Regions from separate parts of the Homo sapiens genome. Here region 1 is linked to region 2. Evidence: chromatin contacts called from ENCODE Hi-C or POLR2A ChIA-PET data. All regions are on one chromosome and are shown on one strand. The core of a region is the stretch at or near the end of the contact, and the rest is flanking DNA. Distances in the headings are between cores, read along the strand shown.

Region 1 (6,902 bases), core at 708-3,207, 2.0 Mb before region 2:
AATATATACAGTATACCATTTATATTAGATTTTAAAGGAAGTAAAATATATATTTCTGAGATATAAATGTACATGTGGTAAAAAATTTAAAAAATTATTCATAGAAAAAATAAACCCCAAACTCATGATTGGAGTAATGGAATTAAGGAAGGTTACACAGAAGATCTCAGCTGTATTGATCAAATTTTTACTTGTTAAACTGAGCTAAGGCTACAATGGTATCGGTTGAATTTTTCTTTACAACCTTGTGTATTGCTTAATATGTAATACTTTAAAAAAGAAAGTAAATGGTATCTGGAGTATAAAAATTAATGTTGAAATAAATGTACATGGATCTTTAAGAAAAAAAAGAAAGAAAGAAAGTTGGGGAAGGACGTTGAGAAGGAAAGCAGAAGTGGGGAGGAAAAACAAATGCTACAATTCCACTACCCAGAGATTTTCATTGCTAGTTGTTTTGTTCATAATTTCCTATAGCATTTTTTCTGTTCATATAGAAGTATGTATTCACATATATTGTAAAGAAATATTTGATAATATTATGACTACTACTAGAAAACCTATTTTGTAACTTATTTCACAGGCACCAAATCAGTGCCATTTAAAAGGGCTGTATTCTATCCAATCATATTGTTATACCACAATTTATTTTACCAATTCACTATTGATGGGCATTTAGATTATTTCCAAAGTGTGCTATTACAAATAATGCTGCAATTAACACATTATATGTGTATGTGCATACCTGTGTGTATTTTCAGTAGTAACTGTGTTGAAAAAAAATTCCTAAGGGTAGAATTTCTAGGTCAAAGACTAAGAGGTTTTCAAGTTTGTTACATATGCCAAATAGCCCAACAATAAATGATTATACTAATTTACACACTTAATACTGTAATTGAGTGCCAGTGTCCCCAAACTCTGCACAACACTGGGCATAAACAATCTTTTTATCCCCTTGTCAATCATAATCTGCTATTCCGTTTTTTCATGTGCATTTATTAGTGAAGCTGAGTCACTTTTTAAACGTTTACTCACCATACTTGAATAACTTCTTCTGATTTTTTTGCCATTTTGTTAACATTTTTGAAGTTTTAATTATTATGGATATATAATAGTTGTACATATTTATGGGGTACATGTGATATTTTGATTAGAACATACAATGTGTAATAATCAAATCAGAGTAGATGGTATAACCATCACCTCAAGCATTTATCATTTCTTTATGTTAGAATCATCTCAATTCCGCTTTTTAGTTATTTTGAAATACATAATAAATTATTGTTAACTATAGTCGTCCTATTACGCTACCAAACACGAAATCACAAATACCAGGAAAGTTAACGGAGAACTGGATCAGGAGCCAAAATGTTTACATTCGAATTAAGGCTCTGGATTAATGAAAATGCGTAACCAGGAAAAGAAAGAACAAGAATAATGGGGACATAGAGGGTGAGAGAGGAGAAAAACGAGAAGAAAAAGCCATGTAAGGAAAAAGAATTTGCGCCTCAGGGTCCCCCTCCCCCTCTGCCCTGTTCCAGACACCTATTCTCATTCCCGCACTCCTACCCCTGGCGTCCTGCTAGCTGGTCTGGCTTCCTTCCCTCTGGAAAAAGGCAAATTATTCAATAAAGGGAGGATGAGTCCTAGCTCATCCCCACTTCTTGTCTCCTGCCGGGTGTTCAAATACAACTTACCACGCAGTCACCGCCATCCAACTGCATGTCACTCTCCACTTCGCCACGGTCTGAACTCTTGGCCACAAGATCTAAGCCTTCCGGATGCCCCAGCCAGTTCAGGCTGCTGGTCTCTTGTCCCTAAGCCTTTGCCGAGGTAGTCGGCTTACTTGATGCCAGCACACCAGGCCCCCCACCACCCGCTGGAAGCACAGGCCCCAGCTCAGGTCAGGTTCCGGAACCTAGCGTCCCCAGGTTCTCACGTGACTTAGTTTCCCAGGCAATAGCGCTTTTCTCCCGGATGTAGCAGTCAGCTGAAATGGAGAGAGTGCTTCTTAAAGTTAACCCTCAAACCACCATGGCCAGTGAATGCAGAATAAGCCCGCTGAGAGTTTCGTCTATTTCTATGGCATTATGCTGGAAATTATAAAGAAAAGGGATGAAAAAAACTGGAGACTTTTCACCAACAACAACATACAGATCTGTATTATTAGGATTCTTAAAATGAGTATGTGTTGTTTTTATAATTAAACTAACAAAAGGAAAATAAATAATGATGAATAATTAAAGCGGGATTATGTATACAACAAAACCGTATGATTACAACAGCACCTTATGTAGCTTTGAAAATAGGTAATGCTTCATGAGAGAAGTTATAGCAGTGTGCAAATATCAATTCAGACCTTAAACAAGAAGAATATACACACCAAAAGAGATTTCTTTAAACAAAATCTATGCTGTATGTGCCCTATGATTGTCACAGGGCTTAGAACCTGATATTCGGCTATGCATTCCTGTCAGAAAGAGCATGTTGCAGCCATGTCAGAACCAACCAAGGTCAAGAATTTCTTGTGACCAGTCGTGAAGTCCCTGAAGCAAGAAACAGAGAAACCCATGCTGGTAAGAAATGAAGAGACTCAGACCCTGCAGAAAGATTAAGAATAGCGATCGAAGACGTTAACTTGGTTGCAATCTGGCTCTGCCCTTTACAAAGTTATGCGACCTTTTTCATCTGTTAATTGCTTGTTGTAAATATTAAATTAAACAAGTCAATGTGTATAAGGCATTTAAAACAATGTCTGGCAGTGAGAAGACCTATTTGATAAATAAATAAAATATGGACACAGACATTGCAGCATAGGAATCCCTCAATCAGGAATCCTAGGTCTCCAAGAACACTGGTGATACTAATTTAGCTGTACAAGAAGGAGGTGTCCTGTGTGGGTGACATAAATATTTCAGGGTTTGGAGAGAAACATTCCTACATTTTTTATTTAAGAAAACAACACACCAAGGTTGTTTAGAAAGGCAGAGTGGACTCTGAATCCATGCAGCCTAGATTTGGATCCTAGCTCTGCTATTATCTGCGTTATTAGCTCAAGTTATTTAAGCCTTCTGTGCCTCAGTTTCCCCATAGGTAAAATAAGGATAACAGTACTAATTTCATAGGTTTGTTGTGAGACAGTAACATATTAAATAAACTTACAACGACTGCCACATAAGTACTATATAAATATTGATTAAAAGTAGTAATAAGAGACAAAAAATATTGGAAAATTAAGAAGTAAACCCACAAGGAACTACTGTCTCAGCCTAAAGTAAATCAAATACATGACCACTGCCAGAGACCTTGTCAAGGTATTTCAGATAAGAAAATCTTGTCCAATGATGTTATCGTGAAGCTGATAAGATTGTAATGTCCTTGGAAAACAAAGGTAAGCCCCTCAGAAATCTAGAACAAGTATGCTTACAACATAAAGTGTAATCCAACCTGACTAAGATGGGGAAATGATAACCTGAGCTACTAGAGTTGGAGCTGGGGCCAGTGAACTACAGCTCAAGGGCCAAAGCTTGTCTACTATCTGTTTTTGTTTGATCAGAGGACAAATAATTATTTTTACATATATAAGTGGTTAAAAAATTAAGAAACAAATATTTCATGACATGTACAAATTATATAAAATTTAAATTTAAATGTTCAAAAATAAAGTTTTATTGGAACACAAACACATTCATTTATATATTGTCTATGTCTACATTTACACTATAATGACAGTGTTCAGTACTTAAATTAGACATTAGAGCAACAACATAAAAGGATTTTAGGTCTCTGTTACCGTGGAGTCATCACACCGACCATGGATAAATTATCCTCAGACTGTCACATATTATTTTGAGTATTTTTATAGCAGTTGAATTAATCTGTATTCTGACCTGTACAGAGTACAGGCAAGTTTATACAATTGATTTGGCTTTCTAGATGAATGGGTTTAGATGATATTTATTTAAAGCTTTGCAAGATTCTGCTCAAAGCAATTCAGCCCAAATTCATCAACTACAAATTAGTCATTTTAAAAATCATTTTCGTGAGTTTTGTTCCAAAAGCGATAAAAATGACTAATCACCTAAAATACCCTAGTATTACTAAATTATTCTCTACCTCATGTTGTTTTATATACAAGATTAATTGCAAAACCTTAGCCATCAAAATTTTCAGTGAGAAACACATGTAATATTAACATAATGAAATAATTACCATTGTTATATTTAACAATTTGTAAAACAATCCCAAGTTTGTTTAAACCTATAATGGTTTCTGCAAAGAAAGGCCCCAAGACAGTCACTAAGGCATGCAGTAGGTGTTAACTAAAGACTTGACTGACCTGATTTCCTGGGTGTGTAATCATTTCTACAATAAGTAGGTACCATGTAGGGTGAGGTGGTCGTAAAGCGGAATGTTTGCCTATTATACCTAGATAGCTATCCATGTGTGACTGATAACCAGATAGTCGAGGGAAGATAATTATCCCCCTTCTGAAAGAAGTATGAAAGATTCACTAAGCAAGTAATCAGATAAAAATTAAAACCAGAAAAAAATAATATATCCACATACTACATTTTTCAGCTAGATCTAACGAAAGAATTGGGGTTGTAATAATTTTGTAGATTTAATTTTTTTTAAGTTTTACTTTAAGTTCTGGGATACATGTGCAGAAAGTGCAGTTTTGTTACATAGGTATACATGTGCCATGGTGCTCTGCTGAACCTATCAACCCATCATCTAGGTTTTAAGCCCCACATGCATTAGGTATTTGTCCTAATGCTCTCCCTCCCATTTGCCCCCACCCCCTGGCAGGCCCTGGTGTGTGATGTTCCCCTCCCTGTGTCCATGTGTTCTAATTGTTCAACTTCCACTTATGAGTGAGAACATGCATGTTTGGTTTTCTGTTCCTGTGTTAGTTTGCTGGGAATGGTGGCTTCCAGCTTAATCAATGTCCCTGCAAAGGACATGAACTCATCCTTTTTTATGGTTGCATAGTATTCTATGGTGTATATGTGCCACATTTTCTTTATCCAGTCTATCATTGATGAGCATTTGGGTTGGTTCCAAGTCTTTGCTATGGTAAATAGAGCTGCAATAAATATATGTGTGCAGGTGTCTTTATAGTAGAAATGATTTCTAATCCTTTGGTTATATACCCAGTAATGGGATTGCTGGGTCAAATGGTATTTCTGGTTCTAGATCCTTGAGGAATCACCACACTGTCTTCCACAATGGTTGAACTAATTTACACTGCCACTAACAGTGTAAAAGTGTCCCTATTTCTCCATATGCTCTCCAGCATCTGTTGTTTCCTGACTTTTTAATGATCACCATTCTAACTGGCGTGAGATGGTATCTCACTGTGGTTTTGATTTGCATTTCTCTAATGACCAGTGATGATGAGCTTTTTTTTCATGTTTGTTGCCTGCATAAATGTCGCCTTTTGAGAAGTGCCTGTTCATATCCTTTGCCTACTTTGTGATGGGGTTGTTTTTTTTCTTGTAAATTTGTTTAAGTTCTTTGTCGATTCTGGATATTAGCCCTTTGTTAGATGGATAGATTGCAAAAATTTTCTCTCATTCTATAGGTTGCCTGTTCACTCTGATGATAGTTTATTTTCCCATGCAGAAGCTCTTTAGTTTAATTATATCCCATTTGTCAGTTTTTGCTTTTGTTGCCATTACTTTTGGTGTTTTAGTTATGAAGTGTTTGCCCATGCCTATGTTCTGAATGGTATTGCCTAGGTTTTCTTCTATGGTTTTTATGGTTTTAGGTTTTATGTTTAAGTCTTTAATGCATCTTGAGTTCATTTTCATATGAGTTGTAAGGAAGGTGCCCAGTTTCAGTTTCCTGCATATGGCTAGTCAGTTTTCCCAACACCATTCATTAAATTGAGAATCCTTTCTCCATTGCTTTTGTCAGGTTTGTCAAAGATCAGATAGTTGTAGATGAGTGGCATTATTTCTGAGGCCTCTGTTCTCTTCCATTTGTCTATGTATCTGTTTTGGTACCAGCACCATGCTGTTTTGGTTACTGTAGCCTTGTAGTATAGTTTGAAGTCAAGTAGTGTGATGCCTCCAGCTTTGTTCTTTTTGCTTGGGATTGTCTTGGCTATATGGGCTCCTTATTAAATAGGGAATCCTTTCCCCATTGCTTGCTTTTGTCAGGTTTGTCAAAGATCAGATGGTTGTAGATCCACATACTACATATTTTTTAAGGCAAAAGTTATTAAAAACCTCTACTGTAGAAGAATCACATCAGCAAAATGGTAGAGTAGGTAGCTTTAAGTTTGTATCTGCCCACAAAATCTCTGAAAAATAATTAGGAACTGTCAGAACCAACTTTGTAAAAACCCTGGGAAATAGTCAAAGGTTTACAGCCAAGCAAATGCTGAAATAAAAATGATAAAAATCAAAAAGACAGGAAGATTTTTGGCATTTTTACTTGCTCTTTCCACCTTCTTCCATGGCACAGTAGCAGTCTTGAAGAGGGAAGCCCACATGCCCAGACTAGGACCCTGATCCCTGGTTCCAGAAGGAGCAGAAAATACTTTGTTTGCAAATTATTTTGTTCCAATTTGTCTGGGGGCTAACTTAAGGATTAAAACAAGGTGTTCATCTTTGCCTTTACTAACCTGGAACTCAGGCCAGAAAAGCAGTGGGCAATGCTTAAAACACCACCAACTGAACCCAAAGGCTCCTGAAACAAAGATTATAGTTGAGACATGCACTATATTATCTACAGCCTGAAAGCAAAACCTAGGAAGAGTTTCTCTGTAAAATATTTGAAAACAATAACATTTATGAGTAATTTAAAAGATGATGCACATGCCCCAGGAAAGAGACATATGCAGAAAACACCAGGGAAGTTTTCACATTGGGCTGATCCCTGGGCTGAGTGAAAAC
Region 2 (7,018 bases), core at 1,160-3,659:
ATATGAGAGCAAGGGAGCAACTGTGCCTCCTTCAGGCTGGAAGCTGAGGCTCTGGGATTCTTGCTGGGCTTGGCTGGTAGTGATGGGATGAGCTAGTCTGACTGTGTGCCCACAATACCCCATGCCCCATTTGGTGAGCCCTCTTGGAGACAGAATTGAGCAAGTTCACTGAATCATACGCACCTCTTGAGCCAGACACTTGAGGGGGACCTTGGCAAACTTTGTCTTCCTCTCTGAGATAAGATTCACAAACCTGGAGTTGAGGGAGAAATAAGTGGCACAGCCCAAGGAACCATTTTATTCCAAACACTTTGCTGAGTTACTGAAACCCTGCATTTCCACTTTTCCACCGACTGTCCTGTCCTATTCCTACAGCTGGTGTGTCAGCCAGAGCAGGGACAGTTCCATCCATTCCAACATTTAATGAGAGTCTGCCCTATAATGAAGCCATACAGATGAATAAGACACTGCTCTAGCCTTGAACAGTTCGGTCTAGGATAAATAATAATGATACAATGTAACATATTAGGCTAGAACATAATATGTTATAAATGCTGCAAAGGACTACATCAGATAATGGGGAGCACAGCTAACCAATGGAGAAAATAAGAAGAGAAAGGGAGGATCTCAAGGCAGACAAGGGGAAATAGATAAGCAAAGACTTTGACAGATATGAAAACTCAGTAGCAACCTTTTTTTCCGACGTGTATACAGCTAGAACCATTATGAGTCACTTTGTAAGTCAGGAATTCCCAGCCCATGTCTCCACTTCCATAACTCAGCAATCTTTCAGTGTTCATGAGGGAGAGAAGGGGAAAAGGGTAGTGCTAGGAATAGACAGGGACAGGGTTGGAAAGTCCACATTAAATCACAGGCGAGGACCCTGAGCCATTCAGACAAGTTCCTCTGGGTGAGGAATTCAAAGGTAAGAAAAAATATCAGACCACCAAGAGACCCACAGAGATCACCTGGTCTGAATCCCTTCCTCCACATTCCAAGATAGAAAGAAAAATGGAAGAGAAGGCTTTCAGGAAAAAGGAAGAAAAAGAGGAATGCGTTGACGAGGGTACCAAAAGCTGATAAGTCAAGCAATAATCACAGGCTGATCCACAGTGAGGTACACGCAGGGTTTTGCTTCAGGTAACACCTGAAGCCAAGTTTTGCTTATCACATGCCTCCCCTGCCTCCAGTCCCCAAAGCCAACCTCCACCCCTACCCCATGCAGGTCTTACCTGACCAATGCCATGCCATAGAGCAGTCTAAGTTCATCAGTGCCCAAGCCACCAGTTACATCCAAGAGCTTACAGCGTATCAGGTCAGCAGTAGAAGCCACTGCCAGAGGGAGTTCGTTGCCTGACCTAAAGGGTCACAGTCCAGCACCATCATAAAGAGCCCTTACACTGGTCCACCCTCCACCTCAGAACCTAGGTTGTTGCAGGCTACACCCATCATATTCTGGTTCAAGAGAGCATGAACAGACACAAAACAAGAAGGTGGGAGGAGACACGGTAATGTCTGTGGGATCCAACAGTATACAGGGCATGAGGAGCTGACTAGGCCGTATACAGGACACCTAACTGGTAGACTGTCCATCAACAGTTGTGTGGACACACCCCTTTCTTTCACCCCCAAATCAACTCATTGAGCTAGAGGAGCCCCTTATCCCTTGTAAGTCGGCTCCCAACTCAATCTTACCAACTGGACTGAGGCGCCCCACTCAAACACTGTCTTGCAGGCAAGACTTCCTCCCCATTGGAATCGGAAATCTACCCTAGGGTACTAATCTACTCCTTAAGCCCTGGCTCAGGCCTCACTAGTCCCTCCGGCATCCTCTCCAAGTTGGGAGAAAGTCACTTTTTGGAGGTAATGGGTAAACCTCACAGATATAACAAGAGAATTGTTGAGGCACAACCCCTTACTTTCCATTCCGCTAACGGGATTAGCGCAAGAGATGGCTGCCGCGTTCCCCCAGGCATTTGGGAGAGGGACAACTTTAGGCGACTTAGGGGAAGACTGGAGAACAGGGCCTTATAGAAACTCGACAAAGGAAGAGGTGCAGCGCCACCAGCACGCAGGCAAAAGGGCCGAACCCGCCACCTTACCTGCTCCTCCACACCGTGATGCGGTTAAGCGCGTACCGCTGCAACTTATGGTCGTCACAGAACAGATAAACCGTCACCTGGTCCCACTCGGCCCTGCTGAGCCAGGCGACCACGATGCCGTGGGCCGAGAGTGGCAACGACCCTTTCCCTTTAACGCACTTTCCGTACCACGCACTCCACACGAGATCCATCCCCTGGGAACCTAGACCTGGCCCGGCCCCGGATTCCCACGACATACTGAGCTCAACAACAGGCTCTGTGCCGCGCCGCTCCGCACAGCCTTCAGCTCAGCGTGCTACCCTCACTCCGAACCGCCACCGCACCAGCAGCCAATAGGAGAGCGTGACCCCATACGCAAGCCCGCCTTCCAGCGTCAGCATGGCCAATCGGAACGTCAGAATTGGGCGCCGACCTAATGACATGCGGGGTTAAAAACTCACCGGCCGGAAGTGTTCTTTTCACAAAGCAAACCCTCCAGGGGCAAGAGTTCAGCCTCTAGGTTCCGCCAATTTCCTGGTTGCTAACCGGCTTCTGTACCAGACCGGAAGCGGTATGTCTTCACTGCAAGAGGAATTTTATTTTGCTCCCCTCGGCGGGTGGCAGCTTGATTGTAGTCATCCAGTGAACTGAAAATGCGATTTTAAGTATATTTTTATTGCCGTGAATCAGGACCTAACCTAGTAAAACACTGGACACTGAAGCAGGGCTACAGAGGAAATATCTCATATCGAAACAGTTACAGTTGGGTTGAAAAAATCTGCTTTTGTGGCAGGTAACCAGGGGCCCTGCCTTTTAAATTAGTACCAGCCTGGCCAGGCGTGGTGGCTCACGCCTGTAATCCCAGCACATTGGGAGGCCCAGGCGGGCGGATCACTTGAGGTCAGGAGTTCCAGACCAGCCTGGCCAAAATGGTGAAACCCGGTCTCTAGTAAAAATACAAAAATTAGCTAAGCATGGTTGCACATGCCTGTAATCCCAGTTACTCAGGAGGCTGAGGCACAAGAATCGCTTGAATCCGGGAGGCGGAGGCTGCAACAAGCCAAGATCGCACCAGTGCACTCCACCCTGGGTGACAGATCGAGACTCTGTCTCAAAAGTAAATTAAATAAATACATACATAAATAAATAAATAAATACCAGCCTAGAGACCTGAGTTTTACTCTAAATTTTGCCACTAACTATGTGGACTTAGACTAGTCTCAGTTTTCCCATCTGTACAGTGAGAGTTGTAGACTGGTCTCTAGGTTCTCTGTCATAGCAGAAAATTGTAGAATTTTACTCTGCCAACATTCCACTGCTATGTTGGTTTCAACATCCACCAAGGTATACTTAGTTTTTCTGCAAAATTCCTTGGTATTTTGGAGTTCTGGGAGAAAAGCGGTATTATGAAGTTCCTCCGATTTTACGAGTTGACTGAAATATGTTTAGGACTATGTCCCAATCCTTCTTGCAGAAGTTATTTTCCAATGTAACACTTGAGAGAGAGAGAGAGAGAACTGTTGCTAACGATCTTAACAGCATTGCTGTGAGTGGCACTTTTACGCTTCACAGCAACAAATCCCAATTCATCCTCTATATGTGCTTCTTTCTCCAGCCAACTTTTCCTAAGATATAGTCTGCCTATAGTTATTTTATTTTTCTTTTTTTCTTTTTCTTTTTTTTTTTGACATGGCGTCTGGCCCAGTCGCCCAGGCTGGAGTGCAGTGGCACAATTCTCGGCTCACTGCAACCTCTACCTCCAGGGTTCAAGTGATTCTCTTGCCTCAGCCTTCCAAGTAGCTGGGATTACAGGCGCCTGCCACTATGCTTGGCTAATTTTTGTATTGTTAGTAGAGACAGGGTTTCACCATGTTGGCCAGGCTGGTCTGGAACTCCTGACCTCAAGTGATCCACCAGCCCAGGCCTCCCAAAGTGCTAGGATTACAGGCATGAGCCACCGTGCCCGGCCTGCCTATGGTTCTTGACTGACAGTTACTCTGTCCCAAGTAGCCATGCCAACCAGTTGGCCAGGTGTCTGCCTGAAACCAGATACCCTTTTTCCTTCAGGATCATGACAGTGTGCTGGCAAAGAAGTCTGGGGAGTGGTTTCTATGACTCCTCAAGATACAGGCCAGTCAGAGGAGCTGCCAGATCTGCGGCAATCATTCACACACATTTTGGGGTTTATAGGCTAAAAATTTTGCATAGTCCTTTTCAGGCAAAGACCCCTATTTATCCCCATTCCATCCACATAAAGCTGAAGTTCTCTCTATTCCGTGTGTTCTAAGAAAACATGACCAAAGCATGTAACAAGAGCATTATGTCTAATATGTGGCAAATGGGGCCTGAGACCTATTGAGAATTAGGAATTAGTGGACGAAGTGTGTCAAATAGTGGTAATTTTGAAGAAGCACTGCGTTAGTTTCCTGTTGTTGCTATAGCAAATTACCACAAACTTGGTGGTTTAAAACAACAGACATTTATTTTCTCGTAGTTCTGGAGGCCAAAAGTTTGATAACAGTATCACTGAGCTGAAATCAAGGTACTGGTAGGTTCATGATTCCTCCAGCTGCTCTAGGGAAGAATACACTCCTTGTCTTTTCTAGTGGCTGCTAGCATTCCTTGGCTTGGAGCACATTATTCCAAACTTCAAGACCAGCATCTTCAAATCTCTCTCTGCTCCATCTTCCCCTCTGTGTTTGTAAAGTCTCCCCCAGCCTCCATTTTAAAAGGATACATGTGGTGGCAGAGTCCACTCAGATAATGCAGGCTAATTTCCACATCTCAAGATCTTTAATTACAATGAAGTCCAATGTTTTTCTTTCTTTTTTCTTTTTCTTTTAACCACATAAAGTAACATTCATAGGTTGTAGGGATTAGGATGTGAGTATCTTTTGGGGGACAATTGTTTCAGCTTACCACAGGGAATATGGATCTGTCCTGGCACATGCTCAAGAATCCTAAGAATCCCTAGGCTTGTGGTGACGTAGGACACTCCTAGCAGTGCCAGTGGGCACGAATTAAATAAAATCTCCAAGTCCAAGGCATTGTCTGTGAAATCCTGAAGTTAATCAAATGTATCTTCAAGCTACTGCTTCCCCTTCATTATTTCACCATTTCCCTCCCCCTCACTTCACCCCAACGTCCACTTTTGTGTATCTAGTTCACCTAGAGCAGTCCTGTGGCCCCGGCTAAGCAAACACCTATATGTTGATGTTCTTCAAGTCTCTAGCTGAGTTTTCTGTGGGACTCCAGACACATTTAATCAACTGTCTGCTGCACTCATGTGATCCCGCAGGCAACCCAATATCAACCTGTCTAAATCTTAAATACTTTCCCCCAAAATCTGTCCCTCCTCCTATATCATTCAATACATGGCAACAGTATTCACAGAGTCATCTGAACCTCAGTACCTGCACTCAGGTAGCTTGGGCTTGAATTGTGTCTTCACCACTTACTATTTGAAACCTTGAGCAAGTTACTTAACTTTTCTATGCCTCGTTTACTTCATCTGTAAACGGAAATAATAAGAGCACTTATTAATAGTGCTCGCATAATAGTCTCAAAGGACTGGTATGTGGATTAAAAGAGGTGAGCATTGGCCAGGTGTGGTGGCTCTCACCTATAATCCCAGCACTTTGGGAGGCCGAGGAGGGTGGATCACTTGAGGCCAGGAGTTCAAGACCAGTCTGGCCAACATGGCGAAACCCTGTCTCTACTAAAAAAAATCACAAAAATTAGCCAGGTGTGGTGATGCGCCTGTAATCCCAGCTATTCTGAGGCATGAAAATGGCTTGAACCCTGGAGGCAGAGGTTGCAGTGAAGTCCTTCTGATTTTACAGGTTGGCTAAAATGTGTTTAGGACTATGTAGCCAAGATCGTGCCACTGTACTCCAGCTTGGGCGAAAGAGGGATACTCTGTCTCAGAAAGGAAAGAAGAGGGGGTGGGGGAGGGAGGAGGGACTTCTTAGAAGAGTGCATGACACACTGTAAGCACTTACAGCTGTTAAGCTATATATATACATATATATATATATATATATATATATATATATATATATATATATATTTTTTTTTTTTTTTTTCGTTTGGCAGAGTCTCGCTCTGTCGCCCAGGCTGGAGTGCAGTGGCATGATCTCAGCTCACCACAACCTCCACCTCCCAGGTTCAAGCGATTCTCCTGCCTCAGCCTCTCAAGTAGCTGGGACTATAGACATGCCACCACGCCTGGCTAATTTTTGTATTTTTAGTAGAGACAGTGTTTCACCATGTTGGCCAGGCTGGTCTCGAACTCCTGACTCAGGTGATCCAACCACCTCAGCCTCCCAAAGTGTTGGGATTACAGGTGTGAGCCACATGCCCAGCCTAGCCTATATTGTTAATCGTATTGTCAAAGGCATGTGAACCAGAGCAACTCCATCCTGAATAGGGGCTGGGTAAAATAAGGCTGAGACTTACTGGGCCACATTCCCAGATGGTTAAGGCATTCTAAGTCACAGGATGAGATTAGGAGGTCAGCACAGAAGACAGGTCATAAAGAACTTGCTGATAAAACAGGTTGCAGTAAAGAAGCCGGGCTAAAACCCACCAAAACCAAGACGGCCACAAGAGTGACTTCTGGTCTTCCTCACTGCTGCACTCCCACCAGCGCCATGACAGTTTACAAATGCCATGGCAAAGTCAGGAAGTTACCCTATATGGTCTAGAAAGGGGAAGCATGAATAATCCACCCCTTGTTTAGCATATCATCAAGAAATAATCAGGCTGGGTGCAGTGGCTCACACCTGTAATCCTAGCACTTTGGGAGGCCAAGGCGGGTGGATTGCCTGAGCTTAGGAATTCGAGACCAGCCTGTGAAACATGGTGAAACACTGTCTCTACTAAAATACAAAAACAAACAAACAAACAAACAAACAAGAAAAAAACAATTAGCCAGG

Evidence for each region. Hi-C counts contacts between places; a loop is a spot of excess contacts on that map. ChIA-PET counts read pairs that join two places held with the same protein, here RNA polymerase II (POLR2A). Pooled maps may share reads with other maps.
Region 1: a map of CD8-positive, alpha-beta T cell shows a loop between it and region 2 (12-fold over the local background). The contact joins the promoter of LINC01278 here to the promoter of LAS1L in region 2. A Hi-C loop is called at or near these places in 5 of 168 maps with a recorded cell type or tissue (B cell, CD4-positive, alpha-beta T cell, CD8-positive, alpha-beta T cell and 1 more), 1 of 37 single-sample maps with no recorded cell type and 13 of 50 pooled maps. POLR2A ChIA-PET finds 5 or more read pairs at or near these places in 1 of 52 experiments (Caco-2).

Annotation. Positions count from the first base shown.
Region 1 is chrX:63,559,138-63,566,039 of GRCh38, forward strand. It overlaps LINC01278 (long intergenic non-protein coding RNA 1278), which reads right to left and starts at 1,958. Exons shown (of 4, transcript NR_152613.1): 1 at 1,695-1,958. RefSeq lists an enhancer at 1,138-1,679.
Region 2 is chrX:65,532,378-65,539,395 of GRCh38, forward strand. It overlaps LAS1L (LAS1 like ribosome biogenesis factor), which reads right to left and starts at 2,410. Exons shown (of 14, transcript NM_031206.7): 1 at 2,103-2,410; 2 at 1,233-1,358; 3 at 184-253. The coding sequence starts at 2,338. RefSeq lists an enhancer at 2,505-2,684.